Regions from separate parts of the Mus musculus genome. Here regions 1, 2 and 4 are each linked to region 3. A link is a loop called in an ENCODE intact Hi-C map of the cell type or tissue named here. Cell type or tissue: gastrocnemius. All regions are shown on one strand. Region 1 has its middle 34 kb from the start of Gm24208. Region 2 has its middle 18 kb from the start of Gm35155. Region 3 holds the start of Mycn (v-myc avian myelocytomatosis viral related oncogene, neuroblastoma derived). Region 4 has its middle 47 kb from the start of Gm34637.

What was found. Peaks named below come from ENCODE experiments on the same cell type or tissue, not always from the same donor. Only the 100,000 strongest peaks of a DNase experiment are listed, where the experiment ranks them.
Region 1: a loop joins it to region 3, with 7 times the contacts of the local background. A loop is called at or near these places in 25 of 42 quality-filtered maps.
Region 2: it touches region 3 in a loop (7-fold over the local background); 2 of 42 quality-filtered maps call a loop at or near these places.
Region 4: a loop joins it to region 3, with 9 times the contacts of the local background. A loop is called at or near these places in 27 of 42 quality-filtered maps.

Annotation. Positions count from the first base shown.
Region 1 is chr12:13,212,389-13,217,388 of GRCm38, forward strand. No RefSeq gene overlaps it. Among named protein-coding and RNA genes, the nearest start is that of Gm24208, 34 kb to the left of the region's middle. In gastrocnemius, no CTCF peak of the experiment used is centred here; DNase peaks (open chromatin) are centred at 2,417 and 2,716.
Region 2 is chr12:12,807,635-12,812,634 of GRCm38, forward strand. No RefSeq gene overlaps it. Among named protein-coding and RNA genes, the nearest start is that of Gm35155, 18 kb to the right of the region's middle. In gastrocnemius, no CTCF peak of the experiment used is centred here; DNase peaks (open chromatin) are centred at 2,649 and 3,485; H3K4me3 peaks cover 906 bases; H3K27ac peaks cover 829 bases.
Region 3 is chr12:12,940,486-12,945,485 of GRCm38, forward strand. Mycn (v-myc avian myelocytomatosis viral related oncogene, neuroblastoma derived) reads right to left here and starts at 1,351. Exons shown (of 3, transcript NM_008709.3): 1 at 1,151-1,351; 2 at 1. RefSeq lists an enhancer at 2,122-2,150. In gastrocnemius, a CTCF peak has its summit at 2,119; DNase peaks (open chromatin) are centred at 227, 1,378, 2,086 and 2,934; H3K4me3 peaks cover 2,489 bases; H3K27ac peaks cover 2,066 bases.
Region 4 is chr12:12,620,429-12,625,428 of GRCm38, forward strand. No RefSeq gene overlaps it. Among named protein-coding and RNA genes, the nearest start is that of Gm34637, 47 kb to the right of the region's middle. In gastrocnemius, a CTCF peak has its summit at 2,721 (motif pointing right); DNase peaks (open chromatin) are centred at 98, 1,280, 1,580, 2,686 and 1 more place.

The sequences.
Region 1 (5,000 bases), 270 kb after region 3:
CACGATGAATTCACATATTTCTCTGGGAGTGTTGGTCCATCGTACCAGTGAAATCTCAGCCACAGCAAATTGGAACTTGGGGCCCATATGCTCAAAATCATGCTCAGATTTTGGTCAAAGGTTTTCTTGAGAAGGCTGAAAAAGCTGTGATTTTGTTTTTTTGTTTTTTGTTTGTTTGTTTGTTTGTTTGTTTGTTTTACTGAAAGTGGTCTATTCTTCCATTCTGTTGGGGTTATTACACTATGGGATATTGTTTCCTGCTCGGAGTGAAAAGTCTCGGTGTTTTTCTGTTGAAGGCCTCCATCATCTAAGCATGATAGTCTCGTCAGTTGGAAAAGGTCACAATGTAAGAATGCCTGCACACTGTAGAGGGAGAAGAGGCATTGTAGCCCAAAAGCCTCTCACTAGACCATTGGTTCCTAGCTTTCCTAATGCTGCAACCTTTTAATCCAGTTCTGCATGTTGTGGGGACCCCCAACTATAAAATCATTTCATTGCTACTTCAGAACTGTAATGGTACTACTGTTATAAATGGTAAAATAAATATCTGATATACAACTGTTGGTGGCCCACAAGTTGAGAACCACTGCTCTAGCAGCACCTTGACCCACCTGGAATAGGTATGTGACAGTTTTAGAGAGTTTAGAGCTAATTTGCTTAGTTAGTTAGTTAGTTAGTTAGTTAGTTAGTTAGTTAGTTAGTTAGTTTTTCAAGACAGGGTTTCTCTGTGTAGCCCTGACTGTCCTGGAACTCACTTTGTAGACCAGGCTAGCCTCGAACTCAGAAATCTGCCTGCCTCTGCCTCCCGTGTGCTGGGATTAAAGGCGTGCACAACCACGACCCGCTAGCTAATTTATAATGTGTAGGGGAGACAAAGAGATGAGCTGAGGTTTTCCTGGAGGGGCACAGCAGGAAAGCCCACCTTCCAGGGCTTGACAAACTCAACATCCAAGACCCTTGCGCCTCAGGCTCCTTACCTGAAAAAGGATAGCGCTGGCTCTTACATGAGTCAGAATCCAAAATATCTGGCTTCTGGGTGGCATTCCAGAGCAGACTTTTCATTCAAGGGGCTGGGTAGGATGACTCAGGGCCCTGACACTGGGTAAGATCCTGACAGTCAAGGAGGGAAGATCTCCCAGCAGGCAACAGCATAAGAATAAAGGCAGTCCTAGCACCATTACTTTCCAGCCATGTCATCTTTAAACTAGTAACTACCCTCTTGGTGATGCTTGGGAAATATGAAGGTAACCTAGCTTCTGGGTTGTTAGGACTGAACCAGAATGGGTACTTAGAATGATGCCAAGTTCACAGTATAGACCAATAAATGATACTTACTGTTTTTTACATAGGGGTTGGTGGTATGAATGGAGAGGATTTAAGGAGGAAGGTTGGGAAATAAAAGATTTAAGCGTCTTAGTTTGGATTTAATTAATAGAGGCCTATCTCACTTTCTTGGGTGGGTTTGACACAGATGATAAACTATATAACACTGAGTGTAATTTTAACTGTGCACTCAGTGGTAGAAACCAAATGAATTCTGTCACAGATTTAAATGGCCCCAGCAGAGGATGTTCTTGAGTTGGTGACTCAGTTCTGCTTCCATCACCTAAGAAGCTATTCAGTCATAGTAGAAGGTATATAGCTGGAGAGAAGCCATTCACTGATAGCAGAAGGTATATAGCTGGAGAGAAGCTATTCAGTGATAGCAGAAGGTATATAGCTGGAGAGATGGCTCCCACTTAAGAGCATTTGTTGATCTTGCAAAGGACCTGGGTTTGGTTCCAGCACCTATGTTGGCTCAAGTCATGTATAACGCCAGTTCCAGGAGATACAATATCATCTTAAGAGCTCTACAGGTACCAGGCACATAAAATATGCAAACACATCAAAGAAAGTTTAAAAAAAAAGATAGGAAGGAAGAAAGGAAGAAAAATAGAAGTTACTTGCTGAGAAGGGAGATTCTGAAAGACCATCCACGTTTTGAGTGTTCACATAAGTCCCCATGAGCTGCCATATGAAGTGACTAGGCTCATTGTCCAAGCTGTGCAAGCCCACACATCCTGCCCTTGTCCTCACCCATACCCACCCACAGGCAGGCAAGTCCACCAGGGCCATTCCACAAATTTCTAGCATGCTCTCCAGGGGCAATGGTGTAATTCCTGGGATCAGCTGCATAGGAGGCAAGAAAGCCGGTGGGTGTCAGCAATTAGTTAATGTGATACCCACCTCACTTCGTTCAGAGCTGGCCTTTCAGAGACAGGCAAAATCAAAGGAAATGACTGAGAAAAAGCACTCCAAGTTCTGGAGATGTTAATGAGCACAGCAATTAGCGTAAGCACGATCCTGACATGTATGGAAAATCTTTATACGGAGAAGTCTCCAATGGTGGGCCCAAGAGAAGGCGTGGGGTGGGGGGTAGTCCACCATACTGTGACAGGAGGAACCACCCAGGCACTAGCCATGTGGGGCCAATTCGCTAAGGAAAAAAAAAATTCCAATTCACACTTCTTGGCCTTCAAGATCTAGGTAAAAAAAAAAGCCACAGACTCTGACAAATGTAATGGGGAAATAATTCCTTGGAATCTGTGAATTTGCTTAGATGGAAAAGAGGCAAGTCAGGTAATCCTTAAGTGACCCCAAGTGGTAAAAATACACCAACACATGTGTTCAGGCCTTTGTGGGTATTCACAGCGCGACACTAGCACCACCTAGTGTACAGAACTGGGAAGTGAGCCACAAACCCACACACCCTGACTCTGGTTGTCTCCATTAGCACATAGGTTTTATTCTGCAGTGTTTTCTTGGTGCTGGGTTGTGAGCCAGTGGGAAAACGAGTAACAATTTATGGATGGACACACATTACAAGATTTGTTATTACAGTCTACAGTACTAATACCAATATTTTAAGTAAACAGTATGTAATGATACGGATATGATCCAATTTCTCCAAATTGCCTGGCTTTTAATGCCAAACAAAATATCTCAAACTGTAGTCTGAGACTGTAAGCCGGTCCTCGCTCAAGCATGTCTCAGGGTTCTTTAGCAAGCGCTTGTAAGTCTGACTGTGGCTAAGCATGCCATCTCATGAACTTTAAATGGCTTCTACAGGGCTTTCTTGCTAGCCCCCTTTACAACAATTTCCTCACAGTAAAAGATCAGAATCAGTTCCCACCAGTCCAGTACCACTTTGTCTAAACACAGAATTTCCCTTTATGTCCAGTCAGACTTTAAGCAGCTAACATCTGCGAGCAGCCAGGGAATCACAATATGTGGGGAAGGAAAAGCCAAACTCATGATGGCCATCACTACTTCAACACTCAAGTAATAGTCTCTCCTCCTCTAATCAGTTTCTATCCGAGATTCTCTACAAAACCCTGAATGCACACTCATGCACATGTGCATGCATGCATGCATAGGGATGGATCAGGCTCCACTTAAAACAGCTTGCTAGCATCACCTGGGACACCCAAGGCCTACTCCATCCAGAGCAGTCACGGCAGAGTTCCTGGAGGCAAGGTCTAGACAGACCCTGCACTTCATTTAAGGAATCTGGCTCTCATGTCCTTTGGGCCATCTTTAGGGTAAAAATTTGCCATGAGAAAAGCTCTGAGAGCTACTTCTGTGTTTCTCTCAGTGGTCCTGGGTTCTGTCCTTGAACTAACAGACTCTGATGTGAGTAGGTTAAAGAGAAGTCTGTAACTCTTATTGGGTCCTGCAGACCTCCTAGATTGCAAAATCTTTCAGATTTCTCTCAATAGTTTAACTAGAAGTGGAATATCAGAAACAAAGAAACTAAGGCTTTAAAGAATTTTAAATGAATCTAAAACAACTGAACAGAAATTGACAGCAAAATACTCAATCTTTTCCTCCCTTAAAGGAACCAACCCCCTACAGTGCCCTCTCTCCCTATAAATCCCATCCCTCCTCCCCACCCCACCCCCCAGGAACCCCCTTTAGTTCCCTCATCTCTTCCTCCCTTGAAAGACATCCTTCACAATAGCAAACTAGTATCCCTCCCTTTCCTTCCTGGACCATTGCATTTTTGTTCCAATAGTCCCTCCTCCACTCCCACGAAACCAGATCACTTCGGGACTGCTACTAGTCCTTTGGAAAATGACATTATCTAGTCAAACGATAAGATTGCTGTAAGGAAATCTACCCTGGGTTTCCTTGTGCATTTACTCTTTTTTTTAATTTATTTAATGTATCTTATCAAATGACAATGAAGCACATAATTTCTCTAAGTCAAAACAAGGCAAGGAATGTGACGAAATGGTTCTACCCATTTCCAATTGGCCAGGAACCAATTCTTTTCTTTCTTTTTAAATCTGGGGCAGACTGAGTCATTGCCACATAGTTCTACCTTGAAAAGGGAAAAAAAGAAAAAAGAAAAAAAGACCGACTTCAAGCTTAGATCTTAGTTTATATTTAGCTTATAACCCATAATATAGTGGCCGGGTGGGGGTAGGAAGGGTGGGGGTGGTGGCAGTCACAGGGAAGGAGCAGGGTACAGAGTCAAGTGGGAAGTGCCTCCTATCTGCTTCTCACTAGCACTGATCTATACTCTATAAACACACAGCAAGGTTTAAGTACAACAAGTTCTATTTTAATTCATAAAATATATTCCACAAGGCTCTTCCTGGGTTGTTAGTGTGACTGTCAATCAGCACAACCCCTTCAGAAAGTAATCTGGCACTGGCGGTCTGGTCCTGGAAAATATCCAGTGTTCAGTCTTGAATTCAGTGTTCAAGACAACATTCTGAGAAGGTACGCACTGCAGCACTGTACAAGGACAATGGAAATAATGTAAATAACAAGAAATACGGTACGAGTGCCCCTCATCTACTGAACTTTCGCAGAACGCCTGATAGGCTGCTGAATAATGCACATTCTTTTCCTTTTCATGAAGGAACCACAGCTTAGAGAAGCTGTGACCTTGCGCTCTGATATACTGAAGCATGGGCTCATGCAGATTCCACCCAGGCCACAGTGACTGAAGC
Region 2 (5,000 bases), 130 kb before region 3:
ATGAGAAGTTGGCCTGCCTGGGATATATAGTAAAACCCTATTCTGAGAAAGCAAGAGAAGAGAAGAAGAAAAGGGAAGAAGTAATAGGAGGTAGATGCCAAAAAAGGCATCTGGAATAACAAGATGTAGATGCTTTTCCCCCCAGGACATGGCTCAGACCTGACTTAGCCACATGAAGACTGTCCACTGAACAACTTGGATCTAGGAGCCAGCCTCAGGCCAAGCCAGCCCCTTCTGACAGTATAATCTATTCCCCACTGTCTTTCTGAGGTGACTTGCCTGCTGCATCTTTCTGGATAGACTCAATACATCCCATTCATAAAGAGAGGCCAGAACAGAAACTCATGGGTATCTAGCCTGTGCAGAGCATGCTCATCTTTTCCTGGATCCTGGAAGACAAGTTTTGACAGATGAAACCTAAAGATTCTGTTCTCTGCAGACCTCTGAGCCCATGAGCTGCTCACCTGTGAGACAACAGCCTACTCTTGTCTGTGAGAAAGACAGTATGAAGACCTGGTTACTGGAAGACTCCTAAAGAGTCCAATATCCAGACAAAATCACACACACCACTTCCTGTGCCCTTGGTCTCATGCTTGACAGCAAAGGATTTCTGGACAACTTTCTCAGCCCACGTTTATTCCTGAGGCAAAGCAGAATGTGATGGACCGCCCACATATGCTAAGCATGAGATGTTACAAGCTTATGATGACTATCCAAGACATTAAGATCCAGCAAAACATATCACTTGCTATCCAAGCTTGCCAGGAAGCACTTAACAGACTGGTGCAGCGGTTGCTGGGACTTCCATTCTAAAGGCACAGCTAGAATGACCGAATCAACAGAACAGAATTTCTTCGTAATAATGGAAACCAAGAGTCTGAAATCAACACATTAGTTGGGTTGGTTTCTCTCCTAAGGCCTTGACCCATAAGCTGTCTTCATTTTTACCCTGGGTATTTATTTGCAAGCACTGTGTGTGTGTGTGTGTGTGTGTGTGTGTGTGTGTGTGTGTGTGTAAGGATATACATGCTCACATCTGTACACATGCACATGTGTCATATGACATTTATATCAGATCTTCCTCAGTCACTCACCATCTTACTTTTTGAGACTAGGTTTCTCTCTCACACTGAGCCTGGAAGTCAGAGATCCAGCCACACTAGCTAGCTGCTGAGCCCTGGAAATCTACTTCCCCAGAGCTATCGGTATTATAGGCTAGTTGGGTCACACTGGTTCTGGGGGATCAAACTTGCATCATCATGACTTGGACAACAAACACTTTATCAACTGAGCCACCACCCAGGTATAGACTCTTATATGGACACCAATTGACCTTAGCCTTCCTAATGCTTCAACCCTCTAATACGATTCCTCATGTTGTGGTGACCCCCAGCCATAAAATTATTTTAACTGCTCCTTCATAACTGTAAATTTTGCTACTGTTATGAATTGTAATACATGTATCTGATATGTAGGATATCTAATATGCGACCCTGTGCAAGGGTCCTTCTATGCACAAAGTGGTGGTGACCCAGAGATTGAGAACCCTGGCTTAGGGTTTGTGTCATTTGAACTATCTTACGTGCATTAAAACCTCATCTCCAGATACAGTCACCTTCTGACTTCCCAGTGGTTAGGCCTGCCAGATGTGGATGGAGGGGACTGAGGTTCAGCTCAGCCACAGTGGCTGGGAAGAGCCTGGGCATGGGGACTAGATGGGAAACGTTAAAATTCTAGCACCCAACTCACTTTAAGAAGATGCGAGGGCAGAGATCCACACCCCTGTAATCAGAGGAGAACGTGATGATACAGCGTCAACCTCTAGGGTCACAGATAGGCTTCTTCTAGAACACCAGGGAGACTTCCTGATGAAGATGCCATCTAACACACTCTCTCACTACATCAGACGCACCAAAGGGCATCTCTCACCCTGGGGCCAGTGAAAGAGTGTCATGGGTTTCCTAAGGAATTGTATGGGTTATTCCGCCAGTCTTGGTTGCGCTCAAGCCACAGCTTCTTAACAGTGTGAACGGAGCAACTCGGTCTGTTCTCTAGGTCTGAGACGCCAGGACCAGGGGATCCTGGTGGACAGTATGAGAACCTATTTGATCGGATCACTGCTTTTTAGACTTGAATGGGCGAGTACAGATATAGCAGCTCTGGTTAACATGCAAATTCTGAACCAGCAGGATAAGGCCTGGGATTCTTCTCTTCTACCCTCCCGTTCTACCTCCCTCCCTCTCCCTCCCTCCCTCCCTTCGTCCCTTCGTTCCTTTGGTCCTTCCTTCCACCTGTATGTAGCCCCAGAATTCCTCCTATGATCCAGACGCTCATTTACACTGCCTCACCAGGCTGAGATCCATATTTCTAAAGAGCCCCTGGCCCAGGTCCTGGGGGTGACCCTTTGAATCAGAAGGGCCTCTGCTGCTTAATCCCCGAAAACATTTCCCCTGAACCAAAGTGAGTATATTTTAAAATTTGACAGACACATGCCGGTGGCCAGGCCACCGGCAAGGTTCCGAAGCCTCTGCGGTCCCAGGCATAGTGAGCCTTTAGTTTTGGATAGGAGCAGGGAGGAAGCTGGGGGTGGGGCAGGCTGGAAGAGAGCCTGGCTGTTTACGCAGGGCAGAGGCGAGTTTCCATGGTTAATAGCTGGCACCAACCTCCGGTGTCTGCCAGCTGCCTGCCCTCCTGGCCCGACAGCACCCAAGGCCAAGGGCAAGCCAAAACAGCCTGGGCAGCGGGTATATCTGACTGCAGCGGGCATTAGAGTCTGCATTGGCAGGAGCAGCCTGCTGGGTAAACATCATTCTGTGATAGGTTTTTTTTTTTTCCCTCTTCAAACAAGCTCTCTTCAGCACTAGCCACATAACCCTCCACAAGGCCTCTCAGTGCTGTTGACACAAAGGCACGAATGGTGTCATTCCAACCCAAAGATAAAAGGGACCCTCCCTCCCGTGGTGGTGGGCACTTCCTCCCGGGAGGAACACCAGCCATCAGGAAATTGACCAGGCCAGTCTGAGCCTCCTCTGAGGCGGAGCTTGGGGTTTTGTTATTTCTAGTGGATTGCTTTCTCCCCAAAGCTCCCCTTGTTTCATGCGGCTCGGTCAGCAGATATGTCAGCGGTAGACAATGGCCTCTTTCTACAGACAATGGTCAGCATGAGGAATGTCGAAGAAGGAAGGGCAGGGCTTCGTGTGGGACAATCTAGCTTTCAGAACCAGTGACCAAGTGGGTGCTGTAGGGAGGGTCCCGCAGTCCCCGGGCAGCCTCTTCAAAGAAGTCATTTATGGGACGGCAGCCCCACAAAAAAAAAAAAAAAGACCACCGTTATTGAGGCTGCTTGCGTGCTGTTCACCTGCATGCCAGAGGAGAATTGTAATACCTGCTCTGTCGGGCTCCAGGAGCACCTGTGACCACAAGCCCTGCGGAGCAGACTTTGTTTAATGAAAAAGCAAACAGCTATTCAGCCCTCCCCTCCAGAGCAGACCGGACCCAACCCTCCAGCCTGGGCCTCCACTGGGCAGTGTCAGAGAGAAGAAAGGACTTATTCACGGCCAAGGTGGAAATGTGCCTTCTCCTGGGGAATTGTGTAACTGTTTTGTAGTGGGATCGACTGCAGTCCTCAAGGTCTTTTGGAGGGGAGGGTATAAAAGAAAAACAGATAAAAGGGCAGAGGCTGGAGCCAGCACTGATTTATTCCCTGCTGAATAACTGTCCTACCAAAAGCCACAGCCCCATTGTCGCATCACCTGGTTGCCGGGCCTCCAGTCCTCTGCAGTGCTTAGGGAATGAAATGATCTCCTCTGCAGTGCTTAGAGAATGAAATGATCGCTCGGCCTGCAGGCATTTCTCTAGCCCAGTGGTTCTCAACCTATGAGTCAAGACCACACTGCGATCACATATTAGATAGTCTGCATATCAGATATTTACATTGTGGTTCATAACAGTAGCAAAATTACAGTTATGAAGTAGCAATGAAACTGCTGTTATGTTTGGGGATCACCGCACCGAGAGGAACTATTTTAAGGGCTCCAGCATTAAGAAGGTGGAGAACCGCTGCCCTAGCACAACACTTGGTAGATCACAGAACGGTGAGTAAAGGATTCTCGAGTGAATGAAATATTTAGGAATCTCTAATTCTTTTCCTCCCAGCATAAACAAGAAAAAAATGTCTTCCACAACGTAATGTTGCCTACGTTGTAAATTGCATCTCTTTTTTAAAAAATTATTGATTTATTATATGTAAATACACTGTAGCTGTCTTCAGACACATCAAAAGAGGACATCAGATCACATTACAGATGGTTGTGAGCCACCATTTAGTTGCTGGGATTTGAACTCAGGACCTTTGGAAGAGCAGTCAGTGCTCTTAACCACTGAGCCATCTCTCTAGTCCATAAACTGCATCTCTTAACTAGCTCTAGTGCTTTTCTAATAACCCCCATAAATCCCCAGTGTTTCCCCTGTCCCCCAACTTCACCCCTGCCACTGCCTATAATGTCTTGAACCAGGAATTGTTGTACAAGCATTAAGCCTTCACCCCAGACATCCCAACCGCCAGTTACCGAAAGACTTCCCCACCCTGGACTTTCTGTAGAGAGCTGTTGAGTCTCTGCCAAAGAATCTCACTTTTAGAGTTGGGTCCTCTTATGAAAAGCTGCCACTCAAGGCTCATGGCCCCATCAGATTACCTGCCACGACTACCTGCATGCGTTCCTGGAAGCAGGGACTGAGTCTGGCTTTCCACCACCTGCCCAGTGAGACTAAGGGGCTGCTCTAGCCTCCATCAACAGAGAATGAGAGGACCAGTGAAGTCCTGGGTAACAAAGCGCTGAAAGCACGATCCAAGAAATCCCTCAGTCCTTGGCAGAGGGACTATTGGTCCTCAACAGTAAGTGAATATTGACTCAATAAATGGGTAGATCTCTATTCATTTGCTAGATAACTTCACATGCATATAATAATAGGTCCCCCACTCATCGACTAGAGGGAATTTC
Region 3 (5,000 bases):
TCTACAACCAATAGGCAAACCAAGAGAGAATGAGCCAAAGGGGTGGGTTGGTGGGGACAGGCAGTGGGAGCCCCCAATCTCTTCTGCAAGCTCCCCACAGCTCTGGAAGGTGGGAGAAAGTTGAGCGTCTCCCCTACTCCCTCCTTTTGTGTACAAGCTGTCTAAGACTGGGAGTGGGAGGGGGCTTGCAGATGCAGGGGGTGGTGTGGCTCTCTGCAACTTTGGAAACTGCCGTTTCATTCACACAAGGCACTGCCTGGGGGAGGGGGGCTGTTCAAGCTGCAGATCTCAGCTCTTACTAGCGCGACTACCCCACTTGCACTAGTTGCTTAAAGGAAGTCCTTGCTCTCTAGCCCAGCTACCAGGCATGGGATTGAAGTACCTTTCATTCCCCTTTTGCAGAAATGCGATCACGGGAGCGCAAACGCTAACGGGGTTCAGGAAACTTTATTAATTATTAAGGGCCTTTCTCCAGTCAGACCAACAACAGGCAATTACATACAACCCTCTCCACCTAGACCTAGAGCCTCAATCTTGGCAGATACCCTTGGTACTCATCGCTGCCTATACCTATACCCTTTCCATTCCCCTTCCTTCAGAGACCTCAACCTCTTCAACAGGCGGGGGGAAAGGCTGAACCCCATCCCTAGGAATGGTGCAGGGTCGCCGGCGAGAATCGCGTCTCCTAAGCCGGAGCAGCCGTGACCTACATTATCACTCAGGCACCTAGCTTCGCCTAACCCCTTTTCCTTCTTTCCCCGCGGCACCTTTTGGAGAACCCCAGCTTGGGGTGGGGACGCACCGGTTCCCAGTCACCTCACACTCAGACAAATCTTGTGGAGCCGGGCGAATTTCTTTTCGCTAAAGCTATTTCTCTGCCTGGGCCAGGGCTGTAAAAGGGATTAGGGCGGGTCTCTTCCAGCCAGGGTGCCTTCGGGTGCTGAATAGGCTTTTCAGGAAAAAAAAAAAAACAAAAAACCCAGATGGTTTTGTTTCGGAAGCAGACGCGGTGTGTTGCCCCCTTACCCCCTCCCCCAGAAAAGCCCGGCATATTTGGGTGCAGGGTGCGGAGCCGCGTCCAGGGGCTTGCCTAGCCGCAGCGCTCCGCCGTTCCCCGGGCGCTCGAAGCTTCGCAAGTACCGCTTCTTACCTCCCGCAGACTGCCGGGGATCCGGAGGCGACTCGGGGCTGGGGTCTCCGGGTGGGCTGAGGGAGCGGCGGCGGGAGGGGGTTGTCCTCCGGCGGCTGCAGTGTGTGCGCGCTTACGCCTGGCTAGCGCTCGTTCGGCTCCAACCCAGTTCCCAGGAGCCCCCCGCATCCACCCAGCGCGTCCAGACAGATGACTGTCACTGGCTGCGCTTTGAAGCTCGGGGGATATTATTAACTGAAAAAATCTGACACACCCGGGGGGCGGGGAGAGAAGGGGGCTGTGGCGCAGACGAGGGGGAGGGAGAAAGGCAGAGGCAAGAGGCTTTTCCCCGCCCTCTTGATTTCCATAAAAATCAGGGGAGGCGCCAAAGCCTTTCGCGCCAAAAGCCATTTGCTTTTCTCTTTTTTTCCGACTCTCTCTCTCTCTCTCTCTCTCTCTCCCTTCCCTCCTCCCCTCTTCTCCTCTCCCCCTCCTCCCCTCCTCTCCTCTCCCCCTCCGTCCCTCCCTCTCTCCCCCTCCCCCCTCTCGTTTTTCAGACTGCAAGCAGCAAAGCTGGGAAACCCGAGGAGTGCTTCCCCCTCCCTTTTGGACCCCCTGGCTTGCACCCGCTGCACTCCGTGTTTTTTTTTTTTTAAAGGTCGCTGGGTGTGTTCTGGGAATGGGAAAAGAGGTTTCTAGCCCAGTCCCTGCGTGGACTGCGCGCGAGTGTATGTTTGTGTGAAAGATGAGCTCCAGGCTAAAGTGGAACAAGGCCTGGTCGAGGGGCTGTTCGTGTGTGATCTCGAAGGAAGGCGACACAGGAGTGCAAAATGGGAGGCCGAGGACGCGCCCACGTAGAAACAGACCGCAGGAGGTTTCTAGTTTCAAATTGAAAGGAAGGGGCGCCCCCCTTGTTTGAAAATAAATAAGTGCGGGCTACGAGGGTGGCGCCTTACCGCTTTCTTCGGCCGAAGGCGACACCTCGCGGAGACCAAGCAGAAAGCGGAGCCGCACCGCCCAGCCTCGGAGCCCGAGTGGGGCCACCCCCGCGAGACAATTAGCGAATCCTTGCTACCGCGGAAGGGATTGTGAAACGCGTGGAGGGACGTCCCCTGAAGTCGCGCCCACCGTTCCCAACAAAAGCCTTTCCGAAGCCAGGGTTGAATTACGGACCGCTGCTTTCCTTGCCCAAATCACTGACTGCTCTGTATACCTCGAGTTCCTACGGATGGTGACATCAAGGAAAGCCATCATTAATTTGGCCTCTTTGTGTCCCATTTGCCTCACTTACGAGCTGGCGTGAACAGAGAGAGCGCGACATCTTATTTAGACTAGAGCAGGGTGCGTGTATTCTTTCCTCACAGCCGTGGGCACATTTCCCTCCCTCCCCATCCCACAGCGTCTCACTTCTGTCTAGGCAAGCATGCTAAAAGGTTTGTTTCCTAAATGTGGGGCTAAAAATAAATGCTCTTGCCCCACAAAACTTTCCAGGAGTAACCTGGGTCCCTGGGTGAAGCCCTTTTTCAACACACATTCTCAGTAGGGTGGGATTTATCCTTAAACCCTTAAGCTTGTTTGTGGGGAAGCGTCTCCATTTCCCTCTAAATTGAAAATGACACCCCTCATTCACCTCCAGCGAGGAAGAAGAGAATGCCTAGAGAGTCAAGGTCAAAATGTGTATTAGCATGTGTGAAAGTCTTCCCATCTGTCCCCGAATGCCTACATAATTCTGGGGACTGCGGCAGGTTCTAGGAAGTAGCCGTGAATGAGGGTGAGCCACCCTTCCAAGGCCTTTCTTATTGGGCTCACATATGTAAAACCCATTACCTTTGCAAAAGCCTTTAACACCCTCATTTTCACACCCCTGGCCTCTTCCAAACCGAGACCTCCCGCTGAATTCTCCCTCAAGATGCTGGCTCTCTGAAAACTTTGCCTCAGATTGTAATTATACATACACAGCAGGGGCTGTATGGTAAGTGTTCCTGGATGCCGCTGGAGGTAGGCTCCATTGAAAGGAACCCTTTTAGACAGCCAGATCTGGCAGGTTAGTTTTGTTTATTAGTGGCACAGTGGGGGAGAGATAGGTGTGGCTCCCAGAACCTTTTCTTTTTGTTGTTGCTTTGGGGGGGGGGGGAGGAGAGGTGTTTCTGTTTGTTTTTTGAGCCGAGGTCTCATATAGTCCAAGATGACCTTGAACTCTATTTTTATTGAGGAGGATGACCTTGAATTGATCCTCTTGCCATTACCCAAACTCTGGGACTACAGGTCTGTGCCACCACATCTGGCTTCTAGAATCTTCCTCAGAACTTCAGCAGCGGACACGTAAAGGACACTTTGACCAGCCTACTAGAACTCCCTCAAGCAGCAGGGGACTGGGAAAGTCGGCTAAGATGGCCTGGTTAGTTATGGATAAAGTTCTCTCTCCACACCTGTGCTCTTCACTCTGCTAAAAGATAAGATGTTTCAGAAAAGAGGGGACAGAGAGAAGGTGACCTGGTTACTTGCTCTATATGCCTCTGAGCAAATCGTTTATCTTCCTTGGACCTTAATCTCTAATCTCCGGCTCTTAATGCAAACCAGCAATTACTGAAATTACCAGCAAGTCTGAATCTGAAGGTTAGCAGAATGATAAAAGTCAGAAAGTATTTATTGGTACCTTCATTGGCAGGTGGAAAGATAAAAGGCTGTGCATAGAGAAAAATTACCTAATGCCCATTCTTGGTGGATTTGCCCAGAAACCCAACTATTCTTCTTACAAATAAATGTTGACGCACTCACTTCACGATTCCAAGGGGCACACACACAAATGAAAGGAGTCTTTGGTGGTCTTCGAAACCAAGACTTTGTTCACATCTTAAGACCCAATGTGGACCAGGACAACAGCTTCATGGACCTCACCTACACTAGAAAAAATAGACACACACCCAACAGGAATGGCTCCTTTAAGAATTAAAGAGTGGATCTGGTTTATAAATAAAATGATGGGGGGATGTTGCATTACTCTTCCTTCTTTCCTTCCTTCCTTCTTTCCTTCCTTCCTCCCTCCCTCCCTCCCTCCCTCCCTCCCTCCCTCCCTCCCTCCCTTCCTTCCTTCCTTCCTTCCTTCCTTCCTTCCTTCCTTCCTTCCTTCCTTCCTTCCTTCCTTCCTATATTTCTTTCTTTACCAAATGAAATAAATAAAGACAGCTCACAGGTACACAAACCCAGGAGGATTTAATCCATCATGGTTAGTAGACCAACAACCTCATCCAGCTTTTGGGTTTCTTCTGGGACTATTTTACTGAGTCCAAATTTCTCCTGCCCAAATAAAGGCACAGTCCCTTGTGGTACTGTACTCCAGCTCTCGTGAGGCTGAGGCAGGGAGTCCGAAGTCATCCTGGACTATACCACAAGACCCAGGCCCAACAAAATAAAGGACTTGTAATTTTTGCTTAAAATAGTTGAAAAATCCCTGGGACCCAGTTGGTAAGCTAGCTCAGGTGGTAAGGACCCTTTCCTCTATGTCTAACTGCCTGAGGCCCCATGCACGTGGTGGAAGGGGAGAAAAGACTCCTGCAAGTTGTTTGCTGATCTCTGCATGCATTCTGAGGCAAACAGGTCAACACATATACATACTAAAAAAAAAAAAAATCCTGCAGATTAATTGACTTTATTTTTTTAAAAAGTCGGGGATAGGGGAGGACGATGAGGAAGTATTGTATGAAAGAAAAAAAGACAGAGGAGGAAGAGGAGAAAAGAAAACTTATATTCTGCATTGCACAAAAAAAGTAAAATATGAAAATAGGTTGGCTTTTAAGATTTGACTGCAAAAAGTAGAACTATCAAAACAGACAGATTAGCATAGTAGAAAATACACTGAACAATATGTCAG
Region 4 (5,000 bases), 320 kb before region 3:
CTGGACCATATGTTCCCACATGACAGCTGTTTGACAGCCTCTGCTGAGGGAACAGGGTCTTCACCACCCAAATTTGATAAACGTTCATTTCTGCTGTCTGTTCCACTTAGGACCATCTGTCAGTATGGCATGGTGTCTTTGCCTAGCCTGGCAAGATGCTGAAGCTGGACCACCAAGGACGGTTCAGAGACAATGCTGCTGCCAGAGAGGGATGGGAAAAGGGGATGGATGGGAGAAAAGAGTATCTTCTGGGCCAAGGAAGAGAAAACCTGGGCTGCCCAGCCTTCCCTAGAATGAACAAGCACACCTGGGAGATAGCCAGTGCTTCTTATACCTCCTCATGCTCTTAAAAATGCCAGGAGAGCTTGCATGAGCACATAACCTGACACAGAAAATGTGGGTTAGAGCACTCCTGATAAGCCCATACACCTTCCATGATAGTAGCAAGATTATAAAGAATGACTGGTTCCATATCTAGTGGCTCAAGAGACTCATGTTCAGAGAACACTTTATAATTGTTCCCATCCTGAAGAAAGCAGAAGGCTAATGGGCTGAAGATGATAGGCTTCCAGAATGAGCACTGGTCATGGTGGCTATCCCCACTCTCAGTTATACCCTGACTAAATCCCCCTGCCACAGATAAACGGCACAACAGCCATATCCCCACTTATGATGTCTTATAAAGAAGTGCATAATGAATACAATAAAGAGGTAGCTGGAAAACCAATAATGCCACATAGCTCCAACAATGCCCACAGAGCTTAGAAAGGGGCAGAATCAGTGTGGGGTTGCTGAGGATAGAGGGAGGCAGGAATGCAGAGTGAACAGAACTCTAAAGATAGAACTCGCCCATTTCCCTCCAGCCTCAGGCTCTCTCTGAAAGAGTTGCTAGGGAGGTAACCAGGAAGTACTTCCTTTGGGGTTATAGGAAAGTGTATGTATTCGCCTGGAAGCAGGGCAACATAAATAATTCCCCAAATCACGTTGTCAAGCAAGAATTTCAGGGGAGACATCAACCAGCGCCATCCACTCCATCCGAATTGCTCTCGAAGCTGAAGAGCTCAAACCCGAGCTCTCATAATTCTTCTTTAATTGTTAAGGAACTAATTAAACCCACGGCATCTCTGTTAACTGAGTTTTATGATGTTAATTTCTCCACTGGACAAGCTAAGTCTAGCACCAGGTGCCTGAACTGCCGGCTTCTGGCTCTAGACAAAAGGTGTTAATATCTTCAATGAACATGGCAAGGTACCCACAGGATTCCAAGCGATTTACCAACAGCTCCCGCCAACTGCCACAGGGCTGGGTGCCGGCAGCAGAGTAGCACCCTTCTGGACTTCCTCCCTGTGGGCCTTTTCATTTAGCACCTAGGCACACGGGTGTTTCTGCGCAGGACCACCAGACTGAACGGAAGCAAGCAAGTGCATCGTTTGGAACTATTTACATTTTCCTCCAAAACTGTTCTCAACTCCTGTAGTTTAGCTAGGACGGGAACCTCAGTGACGGTCATTGGTGACTCTAAGCATGGAACCATGCACAACCCAAATAGGTCTTCCTGCCCCTGCCCCTGAAGAACCCTGCAAGCAGGTAGAACCCAGAAGCTCAGGCAGAGCAATAGACCCGTGCACCTCCCTGCCCCTGTTCTAACCTAACGTCTAATGCTAAGAGGCAGAGTCGGGATGAAAACTCAGCAGGCAACTAACTCCTAGAACCATGAACTGGAGAGTTTAGAAATCTGTATCTACTCTCCCCTTGTAGAGCAAGGTGCTCCAGACAGCAGAGGGAAGATGCTTACAAGCACAGAAAGCAGGGCGTGCATGGTAATTCTGAGACCAGAGCTCCTTCTTACCTGTCATGTCTAGACTTTATTCAGCTAATGTCCCCAGACAGATAGATGCTGGGTGTACTTCCGGGTTCTTAAAGCCACACATAGCCTATCTCGTTGGAGGCAATTGAGTTTCTCCAACAAAAAGACAAGTCTGAACTTCATCCCACAGGTAATTAGCAGACAGCCCCTGGGACAAAAGCCTGTGGCAACTGAGTCCTCAGTCCATCTAGGTATGACAGCATAAGAGTAGCCCCTTGTATGTGCTTAAGACAGACACCAAATGAACAAAGGCCAGGTGCCCAGAGACAACTCCAAACACACCCCTTCTATGTCTTTTTTCTTGACTGTTTTTTTTTTTCCAACTGAGAACATAAAATAAAAAATATGTCACTGAATCTGAGAATATCTGGGGACCTCCTTGGTTACTTTTCTGATGATGATTTCTATCCCTCAAACAAAAACAAAAAGGGAAGTATGTGGGGGCAGGGGACCCTAGCTGTTTCTGCCTCTGCTTTCCAAAGGAACACATCCCTTACATATTTTAGCTGCCTCGGGACTCAAGTGTGCTTACAGTGGCCCCAGCTCTTAGCTTTTGGAAAGGCATCAGAACCTCTGGATGAAAGAAAGCCATGGCTCCCCACTGGAGCTGCCTAGCAAGTTTGAAGAGCGGTGCCCACAGCCGACAGACAGGGACTACTGATTAGGTTTCCAGCCTGGCATTCAGGGAAGGGAGGATCCAGAGCCAGACGCTAGGCCAAAGGGTGTGTGTGTGTGTGTGTGTGTGTGTGTGTGTGTGTGTGTGTGTGTGTATGAGGAGGGTTGGGAGTGCTGGTGAGGGGACAAGTTGTGACTCCATAGTAAGCTCATCTCCAGAAGGTGGCGCTGTGCTTTAAGACAGGCTAGCCAGAGGGATGAAGCTGCTGCAAGACAGGCTAGGATTTCAGAAAAGAATGTTTAAGAATGCAATGCAGAGCTGGAGAGGCCCTACAGTAGCATTCTAGACTAAGCCTATATCACTAACTGGGAAACACAAGCCCCGAGAAAGAAGAATGCTTTCTACATTTGCACAGACCACGGTGTAGAACTCATTCTTTCAACTCCTCATGTCCTACACCAGCTCTGGGTAAAATTGAAATAAGAGAGTGAGAATGAGAGTGGCCTTGTCACAGAGAAGGTCGGCCTCAAACACTGAGGATCCAAAGAGAAGGAACAAGCTTCCCACGTGGGGAACCTGCCTGAAGAAGGGACCGTTGTCAGTGGTCTTGGAAGCATGATAGTCATGCCTCAGAATTCATGACAGAAAAATAAAATAAAAGCCCTGGGTTCCCCTCCTGGTGACCACTGTGCTACTGGCTATTCACAGCTCATCTCTGAGCCTTGATGACTGCATCAGAATGGGAGGGAAATATCTCCCTCCTAGAATCCTATCTGAGACTATCTAGACTGGCATGTCCAGTACAGTGTAGGAAGGCAGTGAGACATCAGACAGGACCAACTCTTTTTTCCTCCCTGGCTTCACTGTGAGGCGCATTTTCCCAGGGAGTCTCACACATGTGGACTGGGAGTGAGCAGAGCACAGTGGATACAAGTCCCTGCTCTCAGGACAAGAAGCTTCAGTGACAAGGCCATGGGAAGGCAGAGTGAAAGGCTACAGGTTGGGCTCTTGGAGATGCTTCATTCAGTAAAGGGTTTGCAGCAAGGACCGGAGTTTACTCAGTACCCAAGTAAAAAGGACGACTGACTTGGGAGGCATACCTGATCCGAACCCGGGGGAAATGGATCTCCGGGGCTCACCAGTCAGCCCGGCCTGGATGGCCAGTGTTGGGTACTGAGAGGCCATGTCTTAAAAACAAGGTGGATAGTTAGTACCTGAGAAACCACAGCCAAGTGTTCTCTGACTTCTATGCACACACACACATACATACACAGTCACATACACACACATAAACACACAATACACACACACATAGTACACACACACACAAACACACAGTACACAAACATGTGCACACATGCCCATGCGTGACAGGTGCCAGGCAAAGGACTAAACTTAGAGGACAGGCTTTATCCTACAGAGTTAGAAAAACAGAATGACAAGATTGTCACTCCCTCCACCAAGCCCTTCGCTACAGCAGCAAACACCCGCAGACACCTGCACACTCAAGTGCACACACATACATACACTGAGACCTGAAGCAAGTGACGTGACTGCCAAAACACCAGGTCAGACAGCCCGGCTTTCCCAGAGGCTGGTATGCCACAGGGAGCCTTCAGTGGCTGCCTCCCCACTCAGCCAGTTCACGTGCTCTTTTCAACCACTGACTTTCATTCAGGGTCCACAGGAGCAGGAAAGCTTTATCACCATCCTCTCCACACACAAAAGACCAAGCCTTGAAAGGGTCTCCCTGGGACCACACAGCTCGGCAGCCCATTGGTAGAACAATTGTTGAGAACAGTCTCACTCATCCCTGCCTGCCTTTTCTTCCTCGTTCTCTTTTTTTTCGTTTGTTTGTTTGTTTTTGTTTTTTGTTTTTGAAAGGATGCTGAGCCTCAGGTGAGAGGGTATGAGAGGAAAGTAACAGAGACCCTGGGGCAACAGCTCCCATCTCCATGTCCCTCTGTCTGCTCCATTAGTCTGGCTAACTCCTTGTCCACCTACAAGTGTTCATGATATGTCCTAGGGCATGCTTTATGTAGGCAGGACTTTCTAGGCTATCTTTTGGGGCTAGCAAGAGATCACCTTAAGGGTGAGAGGAAACTGGCTTTTCCCTAACCACACTCAGCGCCCTGTAGGCTGCTGAGCCCCAGTGCTATGATCCTTCATTAGGTTCCCCACTGTTACTGCTGATTAATAATTGCTCTCAGGAAGTACCATCCTGGCTCCTTGAGTGCAGAGACATAAGCTCCCTGAGGACAGGACTTTACCCACAGCCAGCTAGCTGGGGGTTTGCAAGTGTTGGAGGGTATGTGACTGGGTCCAGACCCTCTTGCTACCTACCATTTGTATGGGTACTACAGTCATCTCCATCCCCCCAGGACACCAGTTTCCTCCAGCTTTGAGGTACTCTACTTTATGGCCAAAAACTCTTAGAGGAACTAGCTTTGAGGAAAGGCTGAACAAACATTTGTACTATTGGCATTTCTCACAAGCCCCGACTTATCATTTACAGTG